Regions from separate parts of the Homo sapiens genome. Here region 1 is linked to region 2. Evidence: chromatin loops called from intact Hi-C (ENCODE). Cell type or tissue: PC-9. All regions are shown on one strand. Links, peaks and the distances in the headings refer to the core of each region. The heading gives the core; the rest is flanking DNA.

Region 1 (7,533 bases), core at 1,733-6,732, 860 kb before region 2:
TATGCTCAAATACCTTGGCTCTGTATTCTTATTGAAATAAGATACACTCATGTGCTCCCACCCTTCACTTCTCCATGGCATGTCTGTGTCTTGGAACATTTTGAAACATGATGGTTATTCCATTAATTAAAAAAAGAAGAAGGAATAGCTGCCACATGTTAAACTCTGCTTCACAAATGAGTCTGAGGAGAAGAGAATGGTATCTTCAAGCCCAGGTAGAGTAATTCTCATCCTACAGCTGACCCAAGGAGCAGCACTGAAGATCAGCAAGGCGAGCCACTCTGACTGGCAGGCAGGTGGCCCCTTCCCTCTGTCCATAGCAGGCCTGAGAGTCACACTGTGGAGGAGAGGGGCGACCTGCCTGCCCTCTTCATCGCCAGTACCACCACTGCTTCTCTCTTTAGCCAAGTTTCTCCCCGTGCCCTGCCTTGTGGAGATCTTCCAATGCGTCCTAAGTCTCTTCCCCAAGAAGACGATGTTGGCTGCTAGCTGCCAAGAGGTGGGGGCTGGGAGCTGGGGGCTGGGGTTAGTGTCTGTGCATAAGGCCACAGCTGCATTGTGCAGGTGGCTGGGACCTCCAGTTTAAAAAGTTTATTTATAGATCACTGTCGAGTTCAGACTTGTCTATAAATGTGAAATGCTCATTCCATGCCCAGGCCCATGCCTGGTTTAGAGCAATTGAAACGAAAAACAAATTTAAAAAGTTAATTTAAAAATTTCAGCTTTACTTAAAATTATTAACATGCACAATTTGTTTTTAAAATAGAGGTGCTCTGGGCATGCTGTCCTAGTTAGCTGTTGGGTTAAGTTGTACTAATGCATAGGTGTTTACCTTTTGGGGTGTGAAAAGGTTGATTAGGGAAGCTGCCCCCGTAGGTCTGCTAGCCACCTTTGCTCCTGTTAAATTAGATCTCTGAAAAATGCTTAGTTCTCAGCACAGGGCCCAGCCTGCAATGTCAGCCCAGGCCCCAGCGTGTGCATTATCATATACTATTATTATTGCCACACAGGCAGGCCCGCCTCTCTGAAGCTGTGTTGCTGAGGATGAAATGTCAGAATTGAGGCTGCACTCAAGCCAGGGCATATTTCCTGATTGCTCTGTATTCACAAATATGTGTCCGTCAAGTCACAGAGCACTTCCTGACGGACACCTCAATGGCCTTCTGTGCTGGAGGTGGACGTGATCTGAAGGCTGTGCCGCAGCCTCATATGGGCTGTCCCTCCCAGGGAGGACCTGCACCCCAAGCCCCCTCCTCTGGCCACAGCCTTTGAGCTGAAGGAGAGTGGTGATGCAGCGGGAGGCACTTTTGCGGGGCTCGTCATGGTTTTTCAATGGGTTGATCTGTTGACCAAAACTCTGGAGACATCTTAGATCCCCTTCTGTTACCACAAGAGGGTGTTTTAAAACAACCTTGCAAGTTCTCATAACTAAATACACTTAAATTTCCATTTGCTCTAAAACCAAGGCAGCATGTCACACGCAGAGTGGGCACAGTGCAGTGGAAAGGCTGACCTCACAGAGGGTGACCAGCAGCCGCACAGGCGGGACAGTCGCCCTCAGCGTTCATTCTCCGTGTTCTTGGCCCCCTGACTCAGCCCTCCCTTGGTTTATGGTGAGTGTTTAATGTCCACCTTCACTTCTAGACGTACGGGTGGGACTTTTCTGTCTTGTTCACCTCTGTGTCCCCAGCTGGTGCCTGACAACTAGTAGGTGCCCAGCACAAAGTTGTGAACAGACTAAATGGATGGGTGCTATTTTATATTTAATGGTTTAGAAATGCTTGTGAATGGAGTTTAAATTAAAAAAAAATCAAAATTGATTTAGAGAAATTGAGCTTGATTATATTAAAAAAAAAAACAAAAACAACAAAAAAAGCAACCCTCCTCACACCCCTCATCAAGCGCACACACACCTTGAAAAAGGGCGGGAATGCCAAGATGTTAACTGTGCTTGTTTACTGATGGTCAAACTAGGGATGGATTTTCCATGCTTTTTGAAAGTAATTTTTAATGTTTTCCAAACTGTCATCAATACATGTATATTGCCTTTATTCCATGGCAAATAAATGCAAAGTAAACAGAAAAATCAAATCTTTCACTTTTTCTTTTCTGAATCACAAAAATCCAGTAAGTTGGGTGGGAGAGCAGGGCCCTCAATGGTGGGGAGCACCTGTCCTAGGTCACCTGTGTTATGTGACTTAGGGGGTGAATAAATGTATTTTTTTGTTTTTGGTCATGCTCTGTAATCAAGTGTGCAGCTTGGATCAGGCCAGTAAGAAACTCAGCAATGTCAAAAGCGGGCACAGGGATTCCACCACTGCTGCCTGGCCATGCGCGTGGTCTACTCCAGTCATGCAAGTTTGGTTCTTTGCTCTCATGATGGTTAGTTTTACATGTGAATTTGTGTGGGTCGCAGGACACTCTTGGATGTGTCTGTGGGGTGTTTCAGAATGAGGTTAGTATTTGAATCAGTGACTCTGTCAGGGAGACCTCTCTCCCCAGTGTGGGTGGTGCCATTCAATCCACTGAGGGCCTGAACAGAACACAAGACAGAGGAAGGAGGAACTTGCCTCTTTTCTACCTCACTGCTTTAGCTGGGGCATCTCAACTCATTTTCTCCACCCTCGGCCTGGGATGTATATCATTAGCTCTCTGGGTTCTCAGGCCTTGGGACTCGGTCTGAATTACACCACTGGGTCTCCAGCTTGTTGATGGCAGATCATGGAGTTTCTCAGGTTCCATAATGTGTGAGCCAATACCTCAGAATAAATCACACACACACGCACACACACACACACACACACACACACGTACATGTATTCACTGTTTCTTTGTGTAGCCTCAGATTTGCAGTGGAACATAATGATAGACTTGGTGTCTTAGCCACAATCCATTTGGAGTGAAAACCTAAGGCAGGCAGAAATCAAATGGATGCAGCACAGGCGAGCGCCCAAGTTGGGGCTTAGCCCAGGAGGGTTCTTGGTGTCACTCAGGAAAGAATTCATGTGTGAGCTGGAGGTGTCAGACAGCAACTTTTATTGAAGCGGCAGTGTACAGCAGCAGCAGAGGAACTGCTCCTTGCAGAGCAGGGCTACCCATAGGCAGTGTGCCCGCAGAAGCAGCTCAGGGGAAGTTCAGCAGTTATAGTTATACCCACTTTTAATTACATGCAAATTAAGGGGAGGATTATGCAGAAATGTTTAGAAAAAGGGTGGTAACTTCTGGGTCATTGCCCTGGAAAGGGTTGATAACTTCCAGGTGTTGCCATGGCAGTGGTAAACTGACATGGCAGTGGTGGGCATGTCTTATGGAGAGGTACTTTAGCCTCTTACCTGTCTCAGCCAGTCTTTAATCTGGTCTGGAGTCCAAGCCCTGCCTTCAGAGTCGAGTCCCACTGCCTACCTCAAAACTGGACAAGGAAGTTTCAAAAATCTGAGGAGAAACAACCCCTGTCAGGCATATTTCATGAATGCCATCAACAGGACCACATTGGATACTACAGCTAAAGTCTTATGGCTAAAGTCCTCAGAGCTTCATGTGCTTCCAGAAGGGCCATTCCATAGAATTCCTTCGTTCCTCAGGCTGACGGTCTAGAGCTGGTATTGGAGAGAGCTGGGCAGGCTGGTGCCCTCTGGGCCCAGGGCTGTGATTTCTGCAGTGCCTTGGCCTCTGCCTGTGTGAGCCTCTGTTCTCCTCTGTGGAATGCAGGTCACAGAGCCTGCCCTGCAAGACTGTTAAGAGTCAGCAAGGGGCTCCACACTCCATGGTTTTCTTACTTCCTTTTCCTTCCTAGATAGGGCTGGTATCCACCTCCCTGATTTTAAGAGGTTTCCTTGTCCTCTCTCCTCTGCTCTCTTTTCCTTTCATTTTAAAGTACCTTTATAACTTTTCAGCAAAAGTTTTCTTATCACCGCTTAATGTTGTCCTTTTGGGCTTAGGGATATCTTAACAGAATTTCCTGGATCAGCTGTTTCTTTTAAGACATAAAAATCGCAAATTAATTACATTTATTTGGTGCCTACTGTGTGCCTTTGCCTGTAATATGTATACCAGTGAGAAATAGAAAAGAATTAGAAGCTGATGCTGATACGGTTTGGCTCTCTGTCCCCACCCAAATCTTATATTGCAGCTCCCATAATTCCCACGTGTTGTGGGAGGGACCCGGTGGTAGATGATTGAATCATGGGGGCGGGTCTTTCCCATGCTATTCTTCTGATAGTGAATGGGTCTCACGAGATCTGATGGTTTTAAAAACGGGAGTTTCCCTGCACAGTCTCTCCATTTGTCTGCTGCCATTCATGTAAAACGTGACATGCTCCTCCTTGCCTTCTGCCATGATCGTGAGGCTTCCCCTGCCATGTGGAACTGTAAGTCCAATTGAATCTCTTTCTTTTATAAATTGCCCAGTCTTGGGTATATCTTTATCAGCAGTGTGAAAATGGACCAATACAGATGCTTTTCAAAAAAAGGGTTTACTTCTTTATTTTCTTTACCATAGTGAGTGCCTGAAATTAATAACATTTTAATAAACCTTTGTTTCAGTAGAATCTTGTCTATACCTAATACTGTTGCCATTATAACCACCACCACCACCATCACCACCACCATCAGCTCCACCATCATCACCACTGGTACTGCTAATGCTGCTGTCACCATCATTGCTGCCACTAATATCACCAGTACTGCCAGCACTACCACTAACACCACCGTCACCACCACCATGACTACTAATATCACCATTACTGCCGTCACTACCAATGACACAACCATCAACACTACCATGAATACTAACAACACCATCATGGCCACTGTTACCAGTAACACCACCATCACCATCACCACCATCATTGCAGTTATACCACCATCAATGGTCATCACCACTACTATTACCATCATCACCACCATCACCTGTATCAACATTACCATCACCACCACCAATCCCATCAGCATAACATTACTACTACTACCGCCCCCCCAAGATCCCTGCCATCACTGTCACTACCACCGCTACCACTAACACCACTGTCACCTTTACCTCAGTCCCAACATCACCATCACCATCATCATCTCTACTACAATCACTCACCACCACTACAATGATCATCACCACCTCTGTTGCCATCACAACCACTACCATCACCTCCATCATAATCCCCATCACCACCACCAGCAGCATCCTCACCACCCTCATCCCACATGTGGACCACACTCAGAGCAGAGGTTTTCAGATTACACTTGTAAAACCTTCTTCAGTCTGAGACAAGCCCCATGATTTGTTTCTCATATTGCAGTTTCTCATAAAATTCCACCTGAAGAAAGAGTTCGAGACCTTAAAGACTACTTTAAAACCCTGCCTGCACAGTGCTTCATCACACTTTCTCACACACGCATACATGTTTTCTGGGGAGCATTTATGAAGATGTAAATGTGCTGTCTGAGGAGGGTGCACAGTGAAGGGGGAAGCACCATAGATTTGTGTCATTAGAGAGCAGGGTCACCTTGGGTGCCATGGGGAGAGGCCAGGCTTCACACTCCTGGGCTAGCATCACAGAAGGAAGGTGGAAGGAAGTGATAAGGGAAGAGAAACTTGAAGGCAGCAGAGTCAAATATTGCTTTTATTTCCAAGGCATATTAAGGATGAGATGGGTTAGTTTAAGTTTAGGAAGAGGAGTGGAGGAGGCTGTGAGATTTTTGCAGGGCTCAGTGTGAGGACAGGCATTCCCCACCAGCCTGCAGCCCCCTGCTGGGTCACTCCACCTGATGCCAGGACCAGGCGGGCTCTCCTGGGAGGCTTCTCTCTCCACGCTTATTTCTGGCCTATCTCATCTTTGCAGGCAATGGCATGAGTTTTGTCTTTTTTGGATCAGAAGTATTGGAGAGCCTTATTGAATAATTCTGTCCCTTTAGATTTTACTCTCTGTGGAAAAAGACATATTAATACTTTCACTAGATACATAGTATATCATGCTTTGATAAATCCAGCACCGAAACAGACCTGAGACATACAAACAGGTCCAGTACTAATGACAGTTCCTTCATTTATTTACTCAACAGTGATTTCTTTGCCCGACTATGTCAGATGTGGAAACACTGTGAGGTGGGGGTGGCTTTTCCAGCGTTCCAGAAGCTAGCTGAAGTTTGCTTCCCTTTTCCGCTCTGAGGGGCAACTCGATGGGAGTAGGGGTAGGAGTGGGGAACCTGAGGCAGGAGAGGGGTGTATTATGAGAGAACCAGGCTCCAGGGTAGACTTCTGGGGTGCAAGCTGACATGCCTCCCGGTGGGCAGGTGGTGGTGGGCACAGAGGGCCGGCTGTGAGGCAGAGGGGAGTGGGGGCTGCGGGGAATGTGGAACACATGCCCATCTCAATGGAACAAAGCACTGAGGTCTAGCCAAGTTTTGCCATGAGAAAAGGAGGGCCCATTGTTGCTAGATTTTCTGATCTTTTTTTTCCAAGAGAAGCTGGAATCGAAACTTTTTAAATGCAAAAATGCTTCATTTTTAAATGTCGATAACTCCTTGCATTAACAAAAATCATAACCATGAGGTCAAACAAACACATTTAGGAATAGTATCTGTTCTCCAGATAGCCAGTTTGCCTTCTCTGTTCTATCCAGTAAAGGATTTCCAGTCTCCAAGTGAACACACAGAAAAAAACATTGGAGTATCTATGGCTAAAGAAGACTTACTTAGCAAAGAACCATTTTCCCTCCATTGGCATATTTTTGAGAATCTACTGGGGAAGAGCCCTGGTTTGAGATGGTTCTGGTGGGCTGGGATGTTCAAGACCCCTTTCCCGGGGCCAGGAAGCAGTTTGTGGTCAGGTCACTGGTCGTGGAGTGAGGGGACCTGGATTTTAAGCATGACCAATGCTAATCAATCATTCCTTTCCCAGCCACCCGTTTATTACCTGTGAAATGAGAGAAATGAATTGGGCTTGGAATTTCAAAATGAGTATGGGTGTGTGTGTGTTTAATATTCTTACTCAAAACTACTCAAAAAAAAAATGCAGCGAAAGAAGCAGATGAGTGAAGATCATCTGCAGTTTAGGGGAAGGGAGGGTCTGCAGCCTCATGCCTGTGCCTCCCCAGGCCCTGGAAGAATGTGCCAACCTCTGGCCTGTCTTTTCCAGATCCTTTGTGCTGAATTTATTTTTCTTTATGCTCATCTCAGAGCCAAACTTTTGGGGATATAAATTTGGTCAGATGCCTTTAAGGAGGAGAACTTGGCCAGAGCAGATTCTCACTTTAAAAAAGGATAGTGGAAAATCCAGACCTCAAGACATTTTATCCGCCAAAACATAAAGTGTATTTTTCTGGTGAGTTGGAACTCCCACTTCAACTAAGAAAAGAAATATAGCCTAAAGGAATCTTCAGAAACAGGAGATACTGTCTTGAAGTAAGCATGGGTCCAGGTACTGCTTGGCTACCGTTAGTTAGTGAAAGATCACAATTTCAGTCCTTAGGACGCTGATGGAAAAATCGAGATGGATTACATCCTGCCCAGCGCACAGGACCCTAGGGAGTGATGGTTGTC
Region 2 (7,533 bases), core at 1,681-6,680:
TGCATCCATTTATACATCTGTCTATCCATCCATTCATCCATCCACCCACCCATCCATTCATCTACCCACCCATCTATCCATTCATCCATCTATTCATCTACCCATCCATCCCTCCATCCATCAATTAATCTATCTATTCATCCATCTATACATGCATTTTTCCATCCATTCATCCACTCACCCATCATCCATCTGTCCATTCACTGAGTGCTTACTAAGTACCAGGTCCTGTTCATCCAGAGGTGACCAAGAAGACACAGGTTCTGTCCTCTTGGACTTGACATTCCTAGTGACCAGCCTTGCAGGTGAGGCACCCCAAGCAAGACTTTCTTACCCCTGAGTTTGCTGAGTGGCAAATAAATATAGTTCCACAGAAGCCCTTGGGCACCCCACTCAGGGCCAACCTTGTAGGCAGAGAATGCCTGCTCCTCAGTTTACCTCCTTCGGTTCCTGCCTCTCCAAACTCAGATCAAGCTTGATCCAGAGGGAAGTCCCTACGATGCAGGCAACATTCTCCCCACTGCAAACCATGTAATAATCTGGAAAAGCCACATATCTTCACAGAAGCAGGGGACTTTGCTCCTTATTACAGACATGGCAGCACATACATTTTAAATATGAAAAACATCCCCTCCTTCTAAGGTCCCTGTATTGAAGTTTTCAAGGCACCTCACTTGGATTTTGTACAAATTGAGAAATAAACCAACAAGCATCAGATAGAGGCCAAATTAATAAAATACAAATTAACAAAGGAGAATATGAAATAGATTTCATACAATAGACAAAATGATCAAGAAGCTTGAAGATATTACTACTATAGTGATTGACATGGTTTGGCTGTGTTTCCACCCAAATCTCATCTTGAATTATAGTTCCCATAATTTCCATGTGTTGTAGGAGGGACACATTGGGAAGTAATTGAATCACGGGGGCAGTTTCCCTCATGTTGCTGTTCTCATGATAGTGAGTGAGTTCTCACAAGATCTGATGGTTTTATAAGGGGCTTTTACCCCTTTTGCTCAGCACTTCTCCTTGCTGCCACCATATGAAGAAGGACATATTTGCTCGCCCTTCCACCATGATTGTAAGTTTTCTGAGGCCTCCCCAGCCCTGCAGAACTGTGAGTTAATTAAACCTTTCTTTACAAATTACCCAGTCTCGGGTATGTCTTTATTAGCAACATGAGAACCAACTAATACATTGATGAAGGCATATGTTTCTTCTCCTAACAAGAAAAAAAACAAAGGCAATTAGAAATTCCAGGACAAACTAAAAACCTTAAAAAGTTACAATTATCAAAATATCAAGCAAATAAAAACATGATACAATTCTGAGTAATTTATAGAGTATAAGAAAAGTGATTCCATTTGACCTTGATGCTAGGAATATTGTTGTTCAAATTGTAAAGATATTTTGACATTAGACTTCTAGAGAAGAAATATGATCCTCATATACTATGTAGTTCTACAGTGAACAATACTTCGTAGCCCTGGCCTTAATAACACACAAACTTATAACAATAATACATAAAGTTATAACCCACAAATATTCTACTAACCATTATTTTGCTTCCCTTCTTAGAGCCTGTAAGGGTTTTGTGGTGGCAAATTTAAATGGCCCAGTTCACTTTTTAAAATTTATCTAAGGAATTGTAAACTTTTTTTGGCTTACTAAATTTCATTATGGTAGGCAAAGGTATCCAAACTTGTTCCGTTAAACTAAGCTAAAAAAAAAAAAATCCACTGGACACACTTAATAAGTGTTCATTCTAAATGGCCCTTTTCCCCATAAAAAGTCATCAATGAAAAGGCTGGATCAACTCATTTCCCCTCTTACTCCTGATCCCAGGACACAAAGCTCAGAACCACAGTGACACACAGCTGTGAGGCAAAGTCGGCAGTGCCACTAAAAATTAAACCAGGCCTCAGGTCACAGTGGAGAAGGAGGCCTGGATTCTGGCCCAGCCACTAACTATTTAACATCTACCAAATCCCAGTCTGAGTGAAATGTCCACATTTTCAACGTGGACACCAAATTTTTTAAATATTTGGTTTGGTTTGGTTAACCAAGGCAAATCCAACCATGCATAAAGTGTTCCAGGAACGCCAGTGAGCAGAGTTTATCCCAAGAACATCTGTCTTGAGGACTACAAAGCCACTCCAGCATTGGGTAACGGCCGGACCCCAGTGCTGGAATACCAGAGTGTAAGGCCCAGAAAGCTCTGGGCAAACTGTTACATCTTCCTACATCTCAGGTTCCTCATGTGGAAAATGGGAATCAGGACAGCACTCAGCTCACAGGGTTGCTCTGGTGATGAAATAAACAATTATATGTGAGGTGCTCAGAAAATTGTCCCTGATCAGGAAGGACTCAATACAAGTGAGTTACTATTTGACTGTGGCTTGAGCTGTTGTTGCCTTTCTCTATGGGAATCTACTACAGGATAGAACAAAGGAATGGAGCAATGAGCTGTGGAGTGAGGGAAAAGGACAGTAACCTGTACAAGCATCTATGCTACATGGACTATCAAGTTTCAGGTGGAAAAGCTCCTAGGGACAGCAGGCCAGTTGTCAATCATCCATATCTGACCTTCCAGGTGGCACAGGTCATGCTTTTCCCCAGAGGTGGCCAAAAGGACTTCCATGGAGTGAAGCCTGGGAAGCTCCTCACAGCTGCAGCCTGGGCATCGTTCTCCCGGTAGTAGATGAGCTGGCAGCTGGCGCCAAGGAAGGCAAGCCTCTCCCAAGCAGAGGCCTGGCTGGGAGCACTGGGAAGCAGTCACAATTATGGCAGCATCACACTGCCCCTCACAGCTGCCACTGCCACAACCCAAGGTTTGAGGAGGCTGGGGTTTCCTACAATGCCTGTGTAGCCTCTGATGACTTACTTAAAGGGAGTTCTGTTCCTTGAAATGTCACAGCCACAAACATCTAACATTCATGGGCCACATCAAATGGGGAGAGATGCCCAAGGACTTTCCTCTCCTGTAGCAGAGAGAAACTCCTTACCCTACCAAGAGCTTTCTGGCTGCCCATCTGTGAATGTGACGCAGATACTCTACTCATTGGGGAAGGGCTGGATGTCAGCTCCTAGGTCTTTGTGCCAGAGACCTAGAGGCCTCATTTGGAAAAGCTTCTATAAAGGACATGTACTGGACTCTGACCATAAAAACCCCACAACTGTCTCTGTATGGCATGTTACTCTCAGTACCCGCTGCCACATGTCCCTCCTGCCAGTGTAACCACAGAGGCTCCACACAGCACCAAGTGTTTCAGCTACCCGGATGCACCATGAGTCCCCAGAGGGCACACGCCTGTTCCAGGTCATCTCTGTCACCTCCTAGCACGATTCACAGTGCTGAGAGGAAGGCGTACAACACGTCTTCGTGGAATCGAAGCAAATTCAAAATGGAAATTCTTTCAAATATCCATTTCAGATACACATGTCCTGTGCTACTTACTATCTCTGGCTGCACTTCTCTCTAGCTCTTCGGTCTTTGAGGAAAAGGGCAGTAGATGTATCTTTTAAGGAGAAATGTTTATGAATGGAGCTGGAGGCCATTATCCTCAGCAAACTAACACAGAAACAGAAAACCAAATACGGCATGTTCTCACCTATAGTGGGAGCTAAAGGATGAGAACTTATGAACACAAAGAAGGAAACAACAGACAGTGGGGTCTACTTGAGGAGGGAGTGGGGAGGAGGGAGAGGAGCAGAAAAGGTAACTATTGGGTACTGGGCTTAATACTTGGGTGATGAAATAATCTGTACAACAAACCACCATAACATGAGTTTACCTATGTAACAAACCTTCTCATGTACTCCCCAACCTAAAATAAAAGGTTACAAAAAGGACAAATGTTTAAATTTCGGTTGTTAAATATGTAAACAACTGCTATAGAAAACCAAAAAACATTATTTAACCATTTTATACCCATCCAAAATGCTGCAAACATATGTTTTTAAAGAGGTTTATGAGTCAAATTATATCCTGAAGAGTTGTCAAAATAACTCTACATCCTATTTACAACCTTGGTCTTGAGTCCAACAATTACTCAGCTCATGTATCCTTCTTCTTATGTTGACACTTTTTAAAAATCAACACTGATGCCTGATGAGAAGCTAAATAAACTGATGACAAGAGCAAAAACCTCCCCACTTCTTACATACGAAAGTAAATAAACGCAAAGAAAACAGAACCTGCAAGTCATTATTGGTATTTTCTGCCCTCTGGTGGTCAAGTCCAAGAAGTCTCCACACCAGGAAACAATCTGTGTATTTCACAGATGGCCTCTCTGAGGATCACTCAGGCTAAAGCCTTCATCCCACTGGACTTCCCCAGCAACCAAGTAGGTCCTGCTTCTCTCCTCCCCGCGTGTGTGTGTGTGTGTGTGTGTGTGTGTGTGTGTGTGTGTGTGTGTGTGTGTGTGTATGCAAAAAAAACAAAAAGGATAACGTCAGTCTGAGCAGAACAGGATGAGCAATGTGACCCCACCTCCTCCAAGCACATACAACGTGCCTGAAAAGGCATAAAACTGCAGCAGATGAGCTGTGCTTTCAACTCCCCAACACCATGTTCCATCTGAGCAGATGAGTAAGGCCACCACATCACAAAAGTGTCAACAGAATGAGCATCGGTCAGCTTTGCCTTATTAATATCAGGGAAACACACTCCTGTGAGCACCACACATTTTCAGGACATTACTTTAAAGAGCCCATAGCCTCCCCTTCCATCACCCTCTGTTATGCCACACTGTCTGCGGAGGCAGAGGTCCCACTGTGCTCAACATCAGAGGGTTTCCGTTCCCACCAACCCCATTCAACTCAGTCCCCACACTGACCCCCCACCGTGCAAGACCTACAGAGACACTCCTTACTCTGCCCTTTGCTGCTGAAGGAAGGACAGGCTCTGAGAATGGTGAATGCCTCTGTCCTTTCCTTGAACACTCCTGCCTGAGGAGTTTCTGTGAAGTGTGGTGTCCATCAGGTAGTCGAATGGTTTTCTCTAGGACATTCCATAACTCCCTGATACGCTTTGGCTGTGTTCCCCCCAAATCTCATCTTGAATCATAGTTCCCATAATCTCCACATGTCATGGAAGGGACCCGGTGAAGATAATTAAATCACTGGAGCAGTTTCCCCCATCTTGTTCTTGTGATAGTGGGTGAGTCTCATGAAATCTGATGGTTTTATAAGGGGGCTTTTCCCCCTTTTGCTGAGCACTTCTCCTTGCTGCTGCCATGTGGAGAAGGACGTGTTTGCTTCCCTTCTGCCATGACTGTAAGTTTCCTAAGGCCTCCCCAGCCATGCTGAAGTTTGAGTCAATTAAACATCTTTTCTTTATAAATTAACCAGTGTCAGGTATGTCTTTATTAGCAGTGTGAGAATGGACTAATACACTCCCCATTAACTACTAAATTATACATGAGCTGATTACTCTTGTGTTCAGAGTCTTTGTAGTGGGATGGGTGGGATGAATGGATTATTGGATGGATAAATGATGATGGATGGATGGATGGATGATGGATGGGTGGATGATGGATGGATGAACAGATGATGAATGATGCATGGATGATGAATGATGGATGGATGAACAGATGATGGATGAATGATGAATGGATGATGGATGGGTGGATGGATGGGTGGTGGGTGAATGGGTGAGTGGGTGGATAGGTGGATGGACACAGACGGACAGGTGGTTGAACAGGTGGGTGGATGAATAGGCAATACATGGAAGGAAGGTTAGAAGAGTAAAACGATTTCCATGACATGTAGGGCTCTACTAGGCCTTGCAGGGACTAAATAAAAAAACACAATCCCTGCCCATTAAAGATTGTGTTAGTAATGATACAAAATGAGATCAATCTGTGACAAGAATAGATGAACACAAAGTGATTCCAGAAGACAATAAAAGCAGATGACCTCCAAGCAAAAAGAAAACAGACAAAGGCCTGATCGTGTTACAGCAATAGCCACAAACATTGAGATTATTAATGTGAGGAGGCTGAGTAACCTTCTGCTCAGGAGGAAGTGTCATGGCACCTGGTTTGTGGCCATTAGGACAGATAGAATGTGACACTCTGACACCTGCTGATCTGCCCCAGCCCCAGCCAGTAGCTGAACCAGACAGGCTGAGTGGTGGAGAGCCGGATGACCAGGAGCCAGACACCCTGGTGAGGACATCGACATCAGGACCTCTCTGGAGCTGTGGAAGAGCTTGGGTGAAGGGGCAATCCCAAGCAAGACCTCACAGCAGTGGCAGCATGCAGCCTGCTGTGCTCACCTAACACAGCACAGGCCCACAGAGCCACACCACCACTCCATGTGCGGTGAGAAGGGCCCACACTGGCCACTGACCAACCCTGGCTGGCTCTCAAGGGGACTCAGATGCCCTCAACCTCCTCTTCATTGCTCAAGTCTTCCATGAACCCTTGCAGTCAGAAGGTCACAAAAGGGTTACTCAAGGATGCAATAACCCATTTCAAACCCCCATCAACAGCAGGGAGAGACTCTCCCATGCCTTGCTGAGACCCTTCACTCATACCCAACAATGCACACCGTAGGAAAAGATTGTGTGTCTATCGCCGGTTCTGAGAATCCCCTGAAGCCAGTTTCTTCCCTTTGCTCTCCCTGAAGCTCCTGGTGCTGGGAAAAGCTACCCCCATCTCATATGTGGCACGCTGTACAACTTGGAGATCATCGTTCAGGCTCTCAGGACTGGCTGAGTTGTCTGCCGCCCAGCACCCACGTGCCTGAAAAAACAGCCCAGAATGCTGGTTGCACTCAGCATGCAGCCCCGCAGCTCAGCTGCTGCATGTGACTCTGCAGCCCCAGCCCTGGGCACACTCCCAGACCACCAGGGCCACACTGCCAAGTGTAGGTGAGCACGACCCCAGTGCCTGCTTACAGCACAATGCACGAGTGTGTACACATGAAGCACATACTATGGGGAGCAGTGTCTGCGACAGAGAGGAAGAAAGAAAGAAGACTCCTGGTTCTGGACAGAAGGGCCACGTGGAGTTAGATCAAAGAGGCAGCAACATCCTCCTTCCCACTCAACATGGACCCGGCAGTGGGGGCTGGTATGTGGGAGCACAAGAACCAACATGCACTGAGGGCTTCCCTCTGCTAAGAGATAAGCCAGGGGCTTTGGATGTGAATCCTGATTCAGACCTCATTCACTCTTTCCACTCCTATTTGCTGTTTGTCTGCTATGTGCCCAGCCCTGTGTGTGAAGCTGAACACACAGCAGTGGATGAGGCTGGCAGGGCCCCAGCTGCGTGGAGCTTTTAGGCTAGTGAAGGAGACAGAACCCACCTATTGCACATGAGTTGCTACACTCATGAGTTGTAATACATGCTGCAAGTGGGGAGTCCAGTGCCTTGGGAACAGGTGTCAGAGGAACCACATGCAGGCTGAGGCCTTTCTGAAGAAGGGACAGTCATACAAGCTCTGAAATGTACATGAAAACAACCCATGCAAAAGGGGGGCATCCCCAGCTGGATGGTAGCACATGTAAGCCCCCTCCCACAG

What was found. Peaks named below come from ENCODE experiments on the same cell type or tissue, not always from the same donor. Only the 100,000 strongest peaks of a DNase experiment are listed, where the experiment ranks them.
Region 1: it touches region 2 in a loop (33-fold over the local background); 16 of 110 quality-filtered maps call a loop at or near these places.

Annotation. Positions count from the first base shown.
Region 1 is chr2:111,663,921-111,671,453 of GRCh38, reverse strand. No RefSeq gene overlaps it. Among named protein-coding and RNA genes, the nearest start is that of MIR4771-2, 100 kb to the left of the region's middle. In PC-9, for the core only: CTCF peaks have their summits at 3,549 and 3,748; a DNase peak (open chromatin) is centred at 3,743; H3K27ac peaks cover 429 bases.
Region 2 is chr2:110,808,629-110,816,161 of GRCh38, reverse strand. All of the region lies in intron 9 of ACOXL (acyl-CoA oxidase like), which reads right to left. Among named protein-coding and RNA genes, the nearest start is that of ACOXL, 80 kb to the right of the region's middle. RefSeq lists an enhancer at 2,751-3,251. In PC-9, for the core only: CTCF peaks have their summits at 4,005 and 4,212 (motif pointing left); a DNase peak (open chromatin) is centred at 4,211.